2 separate regions of the Homo sapiens genome follow, and region 1 is linked to region 2. A link is an interaction called in ENCODE POLR2A ChIA-PET data of the cell type or tissue named here. Cell type or tissue: PC-9. All regions are shown on one strand. Each heading gives the region's core, and the rest is flanking DNA. Links, peaks and the distances in the headings are about the cores only.

The links. Peaks named below come from ENCODE experiments on the same cell type or tissue, not always from the same donor. Only the 100,000 strongest peaks of a DNase experiment are listed, where the experiment ranks them.
Region 1: POLR2A ChIA-PET joins it to region 2 with 11 read pairs; 2 of 35 experiments call an interaction of 5 or more read pairs at or near these places.

The regions. Positions count from the first base shown.
Region 1 is chr5:115,418,651-115,426,821 of GRCh38, forward strand. No RefSeq gene overlaps it. Among named protein-coding and RNA genes, the nearest start is that of FEM1C, 120 kb to the right of the region's middle. In PC-9, for the core only: no CTCF peak of the experiment used is centred there; no DNase peak of the experiment used is centred there; H3K27ac peaks cover 658 bases.
Region 2 is chr5:115,313,721-115,321,891 of GRCh38, forward strand. It overlaps LOC105379129 (a long non-coding RNA gene), which reads left to right. Exons shown (of 5, transcript XR_948684.3): 2 at 491-575. Among named protein-coding and RNA genes, the nearest start is that of CCDC112, 21 kb to the left of the region's middle. In PC-9, for the core only: no CTCF peak of the experiment used is centred there; no DNase peak of the experiment used is centred there.

The sequences.
Region 1 (8,171 bases), core at 2,414-6,413, 110 kb after region 2:
ACTTGCCACTTCTTAGCTATGAGCTTTCTTGATTATCCTACAATAATCCTTTCTGTAGGACCATGGGGTTGCCAAGATTCAGATTTTATCACTGAAGCAAACAGCCAGCAACTAAGGTTACTTCCCATAGAAATAACTGTCCTAAAATGAAAGCACCAAGTAAGTTTCTCCTTTGAGCTTCACAAGGCCTTGAGAGCCTTCGGAACAAATGTCACCTCTCCTGCCATCTGCCTTATGGCTCAGGCTACCCTGCTGCTATCTTCCCACTGTGTTTCCATCCCACTCCCTTAAGCCGAGCTCTCATGCTCCAGGAAAGAATCAAAATAAACCTTTGCCTTCATATGGAGTATGAGTAAATAAACTCCTGGACATATGCCAAATCCTGTCAGAGCACGTGTGTCCTCGTTCACCTGCAAGAAACAAACAACCTGGCTAAAACCACTCGGAGGCCATTGAGTGTTCCTGGACTCTATGTTCAGGGAGACTATCAATATCAACCCTAGAGCTGGCACAAAGAATCCCTAGCTGGATCAGCCATCCCTGAAGAGATCTTTCCTGTATTCTCATCTCCCCTGAATTTCTGCATGGATCCTGGGAAGATTAGATCCTTGAATATTCAGTAAAATTATACATTTATGAGGCGGGGAAGGGGAAAGGAATGGGAGTGAGAGAGATGGAGAGGAAAGGGAGAGGTGGACAGGGAAGGGGAGGCTGAAGGGGAGCCACTAATACCTTTACTATACCATTTAAATTAGTACAGACTAGAAATTAGACTGCACCTTAAATACAGGATAGTAATATTAAAGAAAATTTAATGAGTGCAAACTTTTCATGCTATTAATTTATGCTTAGGTTGAAAAAAAAAAGAAGCATTGTTTACAGGGTTTGCTTTTACAAATAATACTTTCTTGCATGTATAACTACAAAATTAAGTCCTGACTCTGGGATTATTGAGTCAATAACTCTATACACTTTAACTTTTGATAGATAACACCAAATAGATGGTGTTTTATTCACAATAAATAATCAGTTATGTGTATCCAATAGCATTAAGTCCATCTGCATATAATTAAAAACCTAAAGTAACTGTGGCTTAACCACATAAAGGTTTATTCTTGTTTGATAAAATAAGCCCAGAGGTAGGCAGTTCCAAGTCACCAGAGTCCTCAGAAGGAGCACTAGGCTCCTCCTATCTTTCTGCTTGGCCACATGAGGTATGTGGGTTTCATCCTCAAGACCACCTCATGGTCCAGCATGCTTACTGGAACTCTATACCTCATGTTTGTATTCCAGGCATAAGGAAAAAGTGAAGGGAGAAGAAAAGAAGGACATACCACTCAGATGAGTCAGTTCCCTCTAAGGAGCCTTCCAGGAAGCCCCAGCTAACATTTCTGCTCACACTACATGGCCACACCTCATAAGGGAGGCTGGGAGATGTAGTCTTTATTTTGGGTAACAATGAAGCTTGCAAAACAAAGTTCAGCTACTAAGAAAGAAAAAGAGAAGGGAGGCAATTTTCCTCTCTGACAACATCATTACTCATCTTGGTTAATTCCAAAATGCTTCTTTTTTTTCCATTTTTTAACAGAAAGAGCTGAATATATACATTTAAAATAAACAAAAAAAGCTCTTCTACAACTCCCACCTTCTTGTAGCTGTTTCATCTATTATGTGCACATTTGGATGTCTTCATCCTAGTGCAATAGGAAAGTTACTCTACTTCAGCAGAACAGACCATGTAGCTCTGAAAGAAGTTTCTGGCACATGGCACTAGCAGTTGTCAACACAAATAAAGCCCCGGCTCCATGTATAAGGAGCTCAAGAACTCATCATGAAGCCTTAACAAATATCAACTCAAAGCCAATATTGTTTGCACTAGCCCCTTCCTACTCCCCAATATTTTTAAAGCAAACTCCAGTCATATAATTTCATTTGTAAGTATCTCAGCACATACCTCTAAAAGGACTCAAAAAAACCCACAATACTCTTATCACATGTAAAGTAATAATAATTTCTTAATGCAAAAAGTCACTGATCAATTTTCCAAGTCTCAAACTTTTTAACAATTTGCTTGAATCAAGGATCCAAATGATATTCCTGTGTTGCAAGTGGTAGCTATATTTAAGTCTCCTTTAACTTTTGGTTTCTCTTCTATCTCTTGTTTTCTTTTTTTTTTTTTTTTTTTACATATAGATATATTTTAATCTGTTTATAAAGTAGATATCTTTAACTGAATTGTACATGATCACTTTCCTTCCCTTTACACTAATATAGTTTCAGTACAGACGTTCATGCGTTCAGAACTGAAACTCTTAGAAAAGATGAGATAGAGAAAGGCCACTCACCCTTCACAGCTATAAAGAATCACTAATGCCTGGCTCCTACCATGAACTTAGAGAGGGCCCCTCATTAACCACGAACCAACAGAATCATAACCATAGAGAAGATTGTCCCCTCTCTTTTATGCATCATAAGTCCATCTCCTGCATTACAAGAACACTGGGCAAGCTGTTGAGGTGACTTCTTAAGACATAAAGGAAATAATTTAAAGATTCATTACATGCAAATCCTTTTTTCACTTCAGCTTCTTAAAGCAGACATGTGCATAACTACCTTTGTAATGTTGCTTTTTTTTTTTTTTCTTTTTTTTTTTTTTTTTCTTTTTTAATTATTATTATTATTATACTTTAAGTTTTAGGGTACATGTGCACATTGTGCAGGTTAGTTACATATGTATACATGTGCCATGCTGGTGCGCTGCACCCACTAACGTGTCATCTAGCATTAGGTATATCTCCCAATGCTATCCCTCCCCACTCCCCCGACCCCACCACAGTCCCCAGAGTGTGATATTCCCCTTCCTGTGTCCATGTGATCTCATTGTTCAATTCCCACCTATGAGTGAGAATATGTGGTGTTTGGTTTTTTGTTCTTGCGATAGTTTACTGAGAATGATGGTTTCCAATTTCATCCATGTCCCTACAAAGGACATGAACTCATCATTTTTTATGGCTGCATAGTATTCCATGGTGTATATGTGCCACATTTTCTTAATCCAGTCTATCATTGTTGGACATTTGGGTTGGTTCCAAGTCTTTGCTATTGTGAATAATGCCGCAACTACCATCAGAGTGAACAGGCAACCTACAACATGGGAGAAAATTTTCGCAACCTACTCATCTGACAAAGGGCTAATATCCAGAATCTACAATGAACTCAAACAAATTTACAAGAAAAAAACAAACAACCCCATCAAAAAGTGGGCGAAGGACATGAACAGACACTTCTCAAAAGAAGACATTTATACAGCCAAAAAACACATGAAAAAATGCTCATCATCACTGGCCATCAGAGAAATGCAAATCAAAACCACTATGAGATATCATCTCACACCAGTTAGAATGGCAATCATTAAAAAGTCAGGAAACAACAGGTGCTGGAGAGGATGTGGAGAAATAGGAACACTTTTACACTGTTGGTGGGACTGTAAACTAGTTCAACCATTGTGGAAGTCAGTGTGGCGATTCCTCAGGGATCTAGAACTATCTCTTGTTTTCTTACAATTAAAAACATTATTAAGGAAAATTTAAAACACAGACAGAAGCCTGTAGGCATTTGAATTTTGCAATCAATTGTCTAACTGGCACTCAACTCTGCTCCCTTTAATGCATCTCCAAACTCCTCCCCTCAACTCCTTGTCTGGGTCACCATCATCTCTTCTAGACCACTATAATGGCCTCCTAACAGGCATTCCAGGCACACTCCAACCTCTATCTGGCACAAATCTGGCCTTTCACCCCTCTGCTTAAATAGAAAGAGTAAAATTAATAAAGCCATTGACAAAGAACTCATGATATTTATTTTCTTGTGTTGTTCAAAAACTTGCCTCTGAAGGAAGTTTCCAAATGTGACTTCAGCAAACAACCTATGCTCACCTGAATACACATCAGATATCGAATACTACATTAAAATATTTGGGTGATAGAAACCCCTACCTGTTGCACAAACGGGGTCGATTGATCTGGGCCCTGGTGCATGCATTCTCTTTGCTAATGTTGGGGCTTCAGGAAATATCCAGGGTGTTTTCACAGTATAGCTTCCTGGTTCACATTCTGTATCCCTCCTGTTGTATGACAGCTCTTTCCTGATCTGGTTCCTGTCTTCTGGGTTTGACTCTACTCACATATCGGAGTGTCTCTGCTTTCAACATGCCTTTTGCTTGCTGGTTTTTACCTCCTGTTCCGAGATCCCAGCTTGTCTCTCCCCTTCCCAGGTTTGGACCTACCCCTTTTCAGAACTGTCATTTCTAACAGACTTCACTTACCCATTCTGCCAAAACATATACACACACAACCATCGCCACCACCAAAGACATACGTGTTCAGATCATTTTTCCTTAATTAGCTATATTGAATTATCACCATACCTCCTACTGTGTTCTGTCCTGAAGGAATTAATGGCCTAGGGAAGCAATAATACAGATCAGTATATACACAATAGCGGTGCCCCTTCTCTCACATGAATTTGAAAACAATGTCCAGCCTGGCTTGGAGATCTGGGATTTGGATTAATAGAGATTCCCCAGGGTGATGAGTCATCAGAATTTACTGTACTTACTAAGGTATAGTGTGTATTCAAATGTAAGTTTAGGTTGGTGGCAAAGACTTAATCATCAAGTCTTGTTTAATCAGGTATTGGATAAATTATACTTTTAAAATCCTAGGTTTGAATCTGTACAGCAGCCAAAGAAGGGTGACAACAGGGGAAATAGTTACTTTTCCAGTTTGTTTATTCTATTTTCTTCCCCTACCCTGATCCCGAATGTTCTTAAATTATCTGTGCAAAATAGCCTGCCAAAATAATTTTCTCCCTAGGAGTCTCTATCTCTGCTTCCCTCAGTGGCGTAAATGAGTGTCTTCCCAGTGGCTACTCTTCAGCTGAACTTTCTGCCTTCCAGAAATAGAGCTTGGCTCTAGCTTGCTAATCCTGTGTCCTGTGAAATACCGCAGCAGGGAGGGGCAGGCTACTGTGCCCGGGTATTATATAAGACTCTACACACCAGGAGCAGCGCCCAACAGACGCCAGACTGCCCCAGGCAGGGCCCTCACAGTGGTCCCAGAGCCTTCCCACCCTGTCAGCACTGGGACATGCCAGCTATTGGCCACACAGGGTGGGTCATTTAATATCCTGTTTGTTATTTTTACTACAGTGCTGGCTACTATTTTACTTGGAAATCTGAGGAAATGTATCCTTCCACCTGCTAAGTCCAGATTAGGAAAATAAGTAGCCTTTGAAAGAATAAAGGTCTTTATATGGCTGGGGAATTGGAACTGAAACCCAGTTCTCTCTCAGACTGTCAGGAGCAGCGCTTAAAAGGTTGCATGCACCCTGGGCCACACAAATGTCAATTATTTAGCCACAGAATCTTTGCGCTAGAGAGGACCTTAGTAAGAGAGATTATCCAGTGCTACCTTCTCATAGCTCTAGTTAAAGAATGTTGAGATAAGTGCCTAACAGACATTTCTACCTCCCCAGTGAATGCTGGATAGTGCTCACGTCCTCCTCCCCATGAGCACCCACAAGGACGGAGAAGGAGGGGCTAGAACAGCTGAACACACAGCCCGCACTCCATTTCAGACAAAGGCTTAAGAGGAAGACTCTGGAAGTAACAGCAACACGCAGATATGGGTGTAATCTGTAGTTCTGCTTCTTCTTTCTACTCCTAGCTTCCATTTCCATGGGAAATAAGGGGAGGTGATCCTATGGATAACATAAAAAATGCCATTTCTGGTTAATGTAGATGTAGTTGAAAAGGTAGATGATCTGACAAAATATTTTCCTCAAATGAATCCATTCATCTCCATCATTTGATTAATTTATTCATGTTATTATCTCTGATATGTTAAAATGTCAAGAAGGAAAAGGTCATTTGCACACACATGCAGTCTCCCTGTCACAATTTGAGCTGCCAGACCTCACCAAAGGAAACTAATCACAGTTCCTTTCTCTTGCAGGCACAGATGGCAGCTCTGGCGGCAAGGTGCTCTACAAGGCCTGGCAATAAGGAAGGGTCCAGTTACTCGCATCCAGTGGTCTAGAGCATGTTTGATTAGGCAACTTTTAGCAGTCGTCCTCAGCTGTGCATATTAAAATGGCTCCTTAATTCATGTATAATATCTAGGTATGTAGAATTAAGACATCCTTTTGAATACCATATTTCAGAAACAACTCTTCTTTGGCATATAAAATTTATGGAACAAAATGACAAACAGGGCTGGAATCAGCGGTATGTAGGTAAATGTTTAACAACTGGCTCTGCAAGAAAACAAAGCTCTGATTTGTAGTGTTTGCCATTTTCCATGGTGTAAATACTCCCATCTTGGCAAAGTTCAAGTTACCAACCAAAACTCATTGAATTGGATTTGGGAAGAGATGCACACAATTGGCTCTTGTGGGAAGGTATGTGGCAGTGCCAGCCAGCATCAGCACACTGCTAGCTAAAAGAGCCAACAACAAATCATTTCCTGTGCCTTCTAGGACGTCTTACTTTTCCTAAACAAGTACAGAATGGCTCCAAAAGGAAAATAACACTTCACCTCACTAAAGGAGCTACAGCTGTTTTTATTTTTATTTTATTTATTCTAGTCAAATAAAAGGAGCAAGTCAGGCACTTCTGGGCAACACTGTTGCATCCTGGTCTCTTCACTGCACAGGACTGATTTGATTTCTACTTTGGGATTCTGCTAAAGTCCGGATAACTTTGGGGTGACTTGATAAGAATCTGTGGACCCAAGAGAAGCAGAACAGCATAATGATTGAGTATAGAATTTAGATTCCAAACAAAGTTCCAAGTCAATTTTATCTAGAGAATACAATAAGCAGTTCAAGTAAGATCCACGGCCTCTCTAAACTGGAGTAAATTCATAATATAACAAATTCATAGTGCAGATGTGAAGGTTAAATAAGAAATGTATATAAAGCATTTAGCTCAGCATCTGGCACAGAGTGCTCCATAAACAGTAACTATGATGATGATTATTCCTATTACCTAGCCTGGTTTTTATTTCAGCATTGTCCCTACCTCACTTGTCTATTAAGTCCTGTCCTATAAGTGATCAAGGCATCTGCTTCTACTGCAGACTGCCAGGGCTCGTCTTCTGTCTCATGAGGCAAGAGAATTCTAAGGTGAGACATCAGCTATGTAGTCCATAGGTAGCTATTTTCTGTTGGGAAGAAACATGGCAACAGAATTATCAGCAGTAAGGCCTAGCTCTCAACAACAAACAGAGGGTCTTTAGAAGCGGGAGCGTCAGTGAGGAGTGGGGATGTGGACATATTAGGCTCTGAACTTCTAACACCCTAGCCTGAACTTGGTTGTTAGGCAGCAGCTCTTCCCCTGCATCCACTGGTTCTCTCATGGATCCCAACCTCACCTCCCTTCATAGCTCTGCCTAGACTCTCCCCTCTCCACTCCTGTGCTGAAATTCCCCAGCCCCTGCTTCCTCCCTAGACCCACCCTGCACAGGAGCAGAAACAACTTCCAAAGCTAATTGCAATCCTTCTGTTTATGAATCATTTTATGGTTTTCAAACTCTTTTGCTTCCATATATGTTTTGACCTTATCAAAACCACTAAGCAACGCAGGGCTGACTTTATTACCTTCTTTTCATATATATATATATATATATATATATATATATATATATATATACACACACACACATACATACACACACACACACACACACACACACAGAAATTGTGTCCCAGAGAGGGTGAGTGACTGGCCAAAGGTCAGATGATGTTTGTGGCAGAGCCACCTGCCCTTGTGTTTAGGTCTCCCTCTAGCATACCTTTTCATTACAGCAGGATTCTGAGCAAAAGCCAGTTTTATCTGTCAAGCCCCAAGCTGGAGAGCAACACCATCCCAGTGCCTGTATTATCAGGTTCATTAATTCTATCAGCTTTCCCTGCTCTGTGTCTGAACACACTGTCCCCACACTACCTTTGGCTGAAATAACTTTCTGAGCCTGACTAGTTCTTTGGTGATGAGAACAGAGCTGTGGCCCCTCTGCTTTCCCTAAATGGACTCTTAGCTGGGTGAGTCATGGAAAGACTTCTGGAATTCTCAGAGGAAAATTATTAAACAAACACTAGCTTGGAAGGACCTA
Region 2 (8,171 bases), core at 1,557-5,556:
AAGGTAATTTATGTGGGCTGAAATGTCTTTGTGCCAGTCATGAGTAGGGCTGAGAGGACACCCTTGGGTAATGTTATTTACGTGAGAGACAGGTGAAGGGCCTGCAGGATGTAACCTAATTTAGTCAGACATTTCTGGCACAAAAAAACCAGTGACCTATAAACCAGTACTTTCCTGCAATTTCTAGTGAAACCAGGTCACTATTTCCAGCCTTTACTTTGTTCCCTGGACTCTTAGCATTGAGCTATGTCATGAATTTCCTTTTGATAAGGGTAATTAGTAAATTTATGGGAAAAATTTAAGTAAAAGCTCACAAGAATCTTTGGAAAGTGTCACTCTATAAAGTGTTCAGTTATGTCCCAGTAAGTCATGGCTGTATTATACTAGGATCACAAATTCTTAGAATTGTTATGGTAGTTTTTGTTCTTTTTAGTACATTGAGAAGAATCTGGTGAAACTTTCCTTTGATTCAGTTTAATTTCCCCCTCAGGTAGAAGGCTATAATGACCCAATGGGCCACCAGTTTGATATTTGATTCTGAACAATTTATTCACCAAGAATGGCTGCCTGAATGAGTAAGTATAGATGTTAAATTGGACTTGGTATCAGAATCACCAAAGGATAGTATTGCCCCTCTCCTTCCCCAAGGTTTTCATATGCTACCCTTTAGATCAGGATGGGAAAGAAACAGGATCCTATATTGGGTTTAGCTGAGGCTGATCGAAGCATTTTAATGCAAAATGCATTAGCTGGCAAGATGGCACTAAGCAGAATATATATATATATATATATATATATAGAGAGAGAGAGAGAGAGAGAGAGAGAAATAATATGTAGAAATTATCTTAGTTATAATAGGGGAACACAAAACAATAATGGTTCAAAAGCCTGTCTAATAGTTTTCTAAGGATATGTTCCTTTAAAGCAAACCATTCTGTGATTACATTTTTGGGAATGTTCTACTCTCCCATCCCTCTCTGCCAATGGCCCCTGGAACAAGTTTAAGGCTACATGTCCTAGACCTACGAAGTACGTGGCACTAAACTGAGACTCACCTTTAAGAGGAGTGGCTGTTCATGAACAATGTGGATCCTTCAATGTGTTTGGGGCCAAAACGAGATTGAGGAGCATTAACTTAAAACAATTTGAGGATAGGCCTTATAATATTTGGCTTTCCTTTCCCTTTAATTTCAAATGATAACTGTGTCTACTTTCACTACACTTGAATCCTTAATTTGAAACTCTATTCTCAGTAGGGTGTGGAATTGACTACTGTACCTCTCTATGCTTCACCATAAATACACAAACACATTCACACACACATGCACACATTTATACAGCACATTCAAACATAAAAGAGTGTATGGTGATGAGTTAGTTGACCTCCCTGCCTTGGAATCCATTCCCCTCTCTAGAAGTAACTATTGTTACAGGTTTCTTTTTTTTCTTTTTTTTTTTTAATAATTCTAGAGATATTGTTTCCTACATAAGCAAATACATGTGTAGGCATTTATATATACATATATCTTCTTTTTACACAAATATTTACATAATACATACACTGTTTACACATGCTTTTTAAATTTAAATATATCTTAGAGATAATTCTATATCAGCACACGATTATTCTTTTTTGATGGCTGCAACATATTTGTGAGAGAAAACCTGACAATCTCTTAGCTTAACTGTAGTTATGTTACTTTTTCCTTAGTCTCACGTAATTGTCAACTCTAATTATGTCAACCCATAATTAGAGATTGTGGCAGCATTTGCAATTAGTCAAATAGCAATCACCTGTAGAAAAGCATTTTGTTGTCCATCTATCTGACTCTGACTTCCTTTTATTTGGTCCAGAACTTGGGTGGGAAGAGGGATTTTCTATAGAAAATGACTTTCTATAGGTGATTGGAAGGTACTTTGCTAAAAGTGAGATATTTTTTAGTTTTCCCTGTATTTTTAAAGCCTCTTTTTAAAAGAAAGACTTAAAACTCCATTTTTCCCAAATACCTTCCCTCCTCTTGGCACCAATTGTTACTTCATCTAAATATGTGTAGGATTAGTTTTACATTATCCCCAGGTCTTTTTAATAGGATTGTGTTTCCTGTTTTCACTCAGTTAGATGACCAGAGAGTATACAAGGGTCTAAAGGCAAGCCAGAGTTTTGGAAGGATAGAGGAAGAATCCAAGCTACATCTCTGTCCTAGCCCAAGAAGTTCTTTAGCTATATTGGCCTCAGAAAATCTGCCTTTGGAACTTTTGTTGGCATAATGTTTTGGTAAAACCAATCTGATATTCTTCTGGTCTATTTCTTTAGATTTAATAAGATTTTTCTAATGAGATCACAGGCATTGCAGTAATTGAAGGCTCTGTCAAAGTCTCATTCAAAGTCTGGGAAAGTGACAGTGAGAGGAGTCTGCTGTGTTACCCTTCCCTCACCCCACCACCAGCAATTAACAACCAACAATGGCTCTCTTTCCTCATACCAGCAGATTTGATGATAACAAAGAGAAGCTAGTAGTGATTCCACCTATTTCTGCTGCCAAAAAGCCTCGCAAGCCTATAACAACACCCTTTAGTACAAGGAAAAGGCCAGAAAATAAAAACTTTATAGTGAATAACTCTTCTTTGAAAGAACCAGCAATACCACTTTTAGGTGTTGCGGCGAGATGGTCAGCTATCCTGTAAACATTATGTTCCCCATTCCACGGGTAGGGTAGTCTTGGGAATGAGGCTGCCCAATCAACGTCCATATTTCTTAGCTGGATAACATTTAAGTGTACTACTGTTTCTCACCAATAGAAGGTAAGTGGAAGTAATGTGTGAAATTTCTGAGCCAGAGAGATTAAAAAGCTGGTGTATCTTCGCTTTTTCTTTCTTCGCCTTCTGGCTAGATGTTGACAAACAGGCTGATCTTGAACAGGGGCAGAACATCCTTCAGACTGGATCTTTGGATGGCCCTGTGAAATGGTTGTCTCTCCCTGTTCCCCACATCGACTTGGGCTTTACATTAAGTGAGAAATAAATTTTCATTATGTTAAGCCATTGACATTTCAGAGTTTATTTACCACATCAGCTAGTATTTGTTAACTCATCTAGATATCTACCACTGAAAAATTCTGATACAAGGAAACATACAATAAAATTAATTGTAGTGTTGCTCACTCTGAGGATAAAATGGGAAAGAACAACTGTGGGTTATTCATATGATTAAATACTATACAGTAGTTAAAATGACTAGATCTATGTATGTATCAACATGGAAAAATCTGAACAATAACATGGAGTGAAAAAGGTGGGTTTCAAAAGGATGTGTGCAGGATGAAGCCATTTTACAAAATTGTAAAACACATAAAACAATATAAGATTGTTTACAGACATATAACTATACAGTAAAATTACCAAAACATGTATAGGAAGGATACATTAAGCTTAGTGGGTAGCCCTAGGGGAAGAAGAAGAAAATGAGGTGTGGGATGGAAGAAAGCTTTAGCTATAATGTTAACTTTTATTCATTTTTAAAAGGAGAGTTCTGAGTATGGACAAATTTTAATGTTGGAATTTGAGGAGTCCCTCAAAATAGCACCCTTCTTCTCACCTAAGTTCTGGACCAAATAGAAGGCAGTCAAAGTCAGACAGGTGGTCAACAAAATGCCACATTTATTACTAGCTAAATAGATGATGCAAATGTGGCTCAGATCTGGAATTCAAAATATTGGACCCATAGAAATACACAGGAGTGCTCATCCAGTCACCAACAGGGCTAGCCCTCCCACACAGGGGCCTTTGAAATGTAGCTTGTCACATGGCAGAAAGCAATGAAGAACATATGTACCCTGTGGTCAAGCATGCTGTCAAAAGGAAGAAAACAGCAAGAGAAATGAGTAGTTATTGCTCCCAAACCTTAGAGTGCATTAAAATGCACCCCATCCCCACCCCAACAGTTAGCATCTCCTTAATCTTGGAGGTGGTTACATAGGCATCTGTTACATTATTTTTCTTTACTTTTTTGTTTGTTTGAAATATTTCCTAGTTAAAAATTTAAATTAGAAGACTCTTTAGTGTAAATGCCTCCCAAGTGTCCAGGAGCCCTCCTGTGATACAGAAATCATGCTTCAATGTCAATACTTCTTTTGCATTAAGGCTCATAGTGAAAAACAAAAGCACTAAGACCAAGTATCTTTGCTGGGCATTGTCAAAATGAGTTCTTCAAATGCTCTGGAGTTTGTCCAGTGGATCTAGGCACTTCACTTTAGGAAAATAGCCAAGTGGACCATAATACTGTCTAGATTCAGATTTATGTTTAAATGACATTTCTCAACTGAGAGACCCGAGTGAAATGGTTGAATGTTTATGGACTCTAAAGTCAGACCTAAATAAAAATCTAGGCTCTCCCACTGACCTACTAGCTATGTGAATCTTCACACATCACTTAACTCTGAGTTTCTGTCTGTTTTCTTACCTGCCTGGTCAGGTTGTTCGCAAGGTTTAAATGAAGTAATGGTTCCTGGCACTGGGCAGAGACTGTGCAGTTGACAGGTAGAGCCCAGAGTCTTCCTATGTATGTGTGTGTTCTTTAGAGATGGTCTCAGGGCATGCTCTCCATGCAAACAATACATGTCGCTCCGTGAACACTAATCTTTCTTATCCACCAAATAGGTAAAAGCTATTCTATAAACTCCATTTAGAAAATGCATTTTGTTACATGATTAGAACAAATGTCCAATATTTAATTTGTTTCAGTAAAATCTGGGTAGAATCCTCTTTCAGTTCAATAAAAATATAATCCTACTGGAAGACATACTTCTCATCTGCCCCGCATATCTCACTGGAATCTGTATCTTAATGAAATTCTGAATTCTTGCTAGAGTTAATGTTTCCTAGATCTGTCCAGATAGGTATAAAATAATCTACATGAAGAATATTAAAGATGGGTCAGGACTATTATTTCAGAGATCTTGCTTGACATTTAGAACCACCAGATTTAAATCTGGATTAAATTTATTTGCTTACTTTATAATTGTCTGTTTGCCTCCACTAGTACATAAGCTCTGTGCAACCTTGGAATTTCACTTAGTACATAATAGGTACTTAATAAGGCATTGTTGAATAAATGAATTAAAAGATTTTCACTATTCAACTATAAAAATAATGTCTGAGCTAGAAAATAAGGTTGGCATTCAGACTAAGTGTCTTTCATTTAAATGCAATAAGAGTTTTTCTCTAAATTCAATAAATTATTTTAACTTTCCCCCTTTTTCATCTCTAAAGTTAAATCTAGAACCTTTTACATGTATGAACTGCATACATTTACATTGTATGTACACGAGTCCATTTTTAATGATAATATCCATATGCTACTGCCTAATGCATGAGATATGTTTTGTCCTAGGAGTGGATCCTGAAAAATATGATGTCTGCTGAACAGCAGCCTTAGTTCATCTGTGTGTAGGTAACTTAAGGGGCTGTTTAGGTCTGTCATTCTATTGTGGAGTGTTTGTCTAAGTTTAGTAACAGTACAGATGAATGTCTGTTAGAGGTCTTTCCAAGGATAAATGACATCATTTCTTCCATGTGACAAGTCTATTTTTATTTTTTGTGAAAATATTGGAGAACTAGTTTAAGGTACAAGGCTATTTTCCCTACTAGGCTTTGTATGTTAATAGCTTCTCATGCATTTTTTAGAAACTACAAAGGGAACTATAAACAAAATGTTCAAAGAGTGTTTATAAGTGATTTTTGTTCTCTTCTGAAAGAGGGACTTGACTTTTTAACCATGATCCCAGAGACATTGAAGGGAAAAATTACCCCCAGGTATTTAAGTGAGCTCAGCACTTGGGAATTTCATTTTTTTTTTGCTGGCCTTAATGGCAGGTAGATGAAGATTGACAAGAAATAATGTAATTACTAGTTAAAATATACCTCCCATAGACTTTCCAAGTATGTTGCCTAAATGGTAGGAGATAGGACCCATGTAGGAGAATGCATTTCAAAAGCACATTCTGAATAGTTCTACTACTTGACACTTATTTTTTGCATTCTGACCGCATATTGCTCTTTGACCTAAATTAATTTTCCCTAAAAATTTCTTATTTTCTACTTCAGACATGTTTTATAGTTGTAGGGTAAAAATCCTGCTGGTTCATTCATTCATTCATTTAATGATGATTTATTAGCTACCTATTATATAAAAGAAGATATTCCAGGTTCTCATAGAGCTTATGTACTAATGGAGGGAGATGCACAAAGATTAAGGAGGCAAATGAAGAAACAAGATAATTTCAGCTAGTGATGAGGGCTATGAGTGAAATAAAATGGGAAGATGTGATGGAGAGTGTGAGTGGGTGGTCTTGAGAGAAGGTTGGTTGGGGAAGTGCCATTTGAGCCAAGACCAGCATGTGAGCAGGAGTCAGCCCTGTGAAGATATACGGACACACTCTTCCAGGCAGAGGGAAGAGACGAAAGCAGGTGCAAACATCCGAAGGCAGAGCATGCTTGGCATGTGCTAGGAATGAAAGAAGGCTTATGAGCTTGGCTCAAGGGAGTGAGGGGAGAAGAGTGGCAGATTAAGGTCAGAGAAGGAACTAGAGCAGGATCATGGAATTTGGACTTTATGCTAAAATAAGAAGCTGCTGGAAGATTTTAGTCAAGGGAGGTACCTAATCTGATTTGTGTTTTCAATCTGATTTGTGTTTTCAAAGATTACTCTGCATACTGTATGGAGAATAGATCCATTTTAGCCTTGTATTTTGCACTGACACCAATTAAACCAGTATTTCTACCTGGGTCAGTAAAATAATTATTATTTTTATTTTATTATGAATCTAGATTAGTTTATGATCTCTCCCATTATTCTTTTTTATCTTTACACTTGACTTGCAGAAATAGCAGGGCTTTTTTAGGTAATAATCTTTCCTATCCTCAGAGAACATGCCCAGAATGACCTAGAACAGGGGAAAAATCAGCCCATTGCTTCGTGCATTCCTAGCAAACATATTTGTTTGTCTGACCTGGAAAACCCATGCTACAACTGTGCCAAAAACCAAGACCTTTTGATAGGTCAGCTATACATGATTAATTAAAGTGACTCTGTAGTTTTCCTGGAAAGTAGAAGCCTTATTCTACCAAGCTACTGCCCTCATGATACAGGCCTAAAACATGTATGGATTTTCTAAGAGAGAGGCTTCAGAATTATGATGGAAGGATAAACTATTTGGAATATGACTGTATCAGGCTCTTAATGGATGGGAGAGGTTTGTTCTCCAAGACATCAGGGTGAACTTTTATAATAATAGTGAGAACAATAGTAAACACTTACTAAGCATTTAGGTTTCGCCAAGCCATCATTTAAATCAGGTGTCAGCAAACTTCTTCTGTAAAGGACCAGATAGTAAATATTTTCAGTGCTGTGAGCCATATGATCTCTGTCACAAGTACTCAACTCTGTTGTAATGAGAAAGCAGCCACAGATATTATGTAAGGGATGAATGTGCCTGTGCTCCAATAAAACTTTATTTCCCAAAACAGATGGTAGGATTTGTGGGATTTGGCCACAAATTTGGCCCACGGGACATAGTTTGATGACCTCTGATCTACATGACTGACATATATGAAATTATTTGATCCTCAAAATACCCTGATTGTTATTATTATTTTTAATTTACAGGTGAGGAACTTGTGGTTGAGAGAGGTCATGTAACTGGCCCCAGACAGTGTAGCTCAGACATTGTAGAGCTGAGGTTCACACTCACACAGTGTGGCTCCAGAAGCCAAGCACTGACTCACTGTGAATGTGGCTGGGCCAGGGCTAGCCCATACTTAGTCACCCATAGACTTAATTGACACATTTATGTTATCTGGTCTCTTTATCTGTAAGATGTCTACCTCATAGGATTGTTAGAGAATAAAATGTTGGGGAATGAAATGAACCGACAGCACAATTCTTGTATCAGCACCGTGCTTTGGAGGAGTTGTCAAGTCACTCCGCATTTGTGTGTCCTTTTGGTATAATATTTGAGGAAATACCTGAAGTCTCTGGGCTACACTGAGCACCTGTGACTGGGTATGTGTGTTGGCCTTGGCAGTTCCTAGAAGAATGGTAGTATTATCAGTCCGTGGTTTTTCTACTTATGTTTTTTCCTCTATATACTTCATGCAATTATTTTGAGGACCAA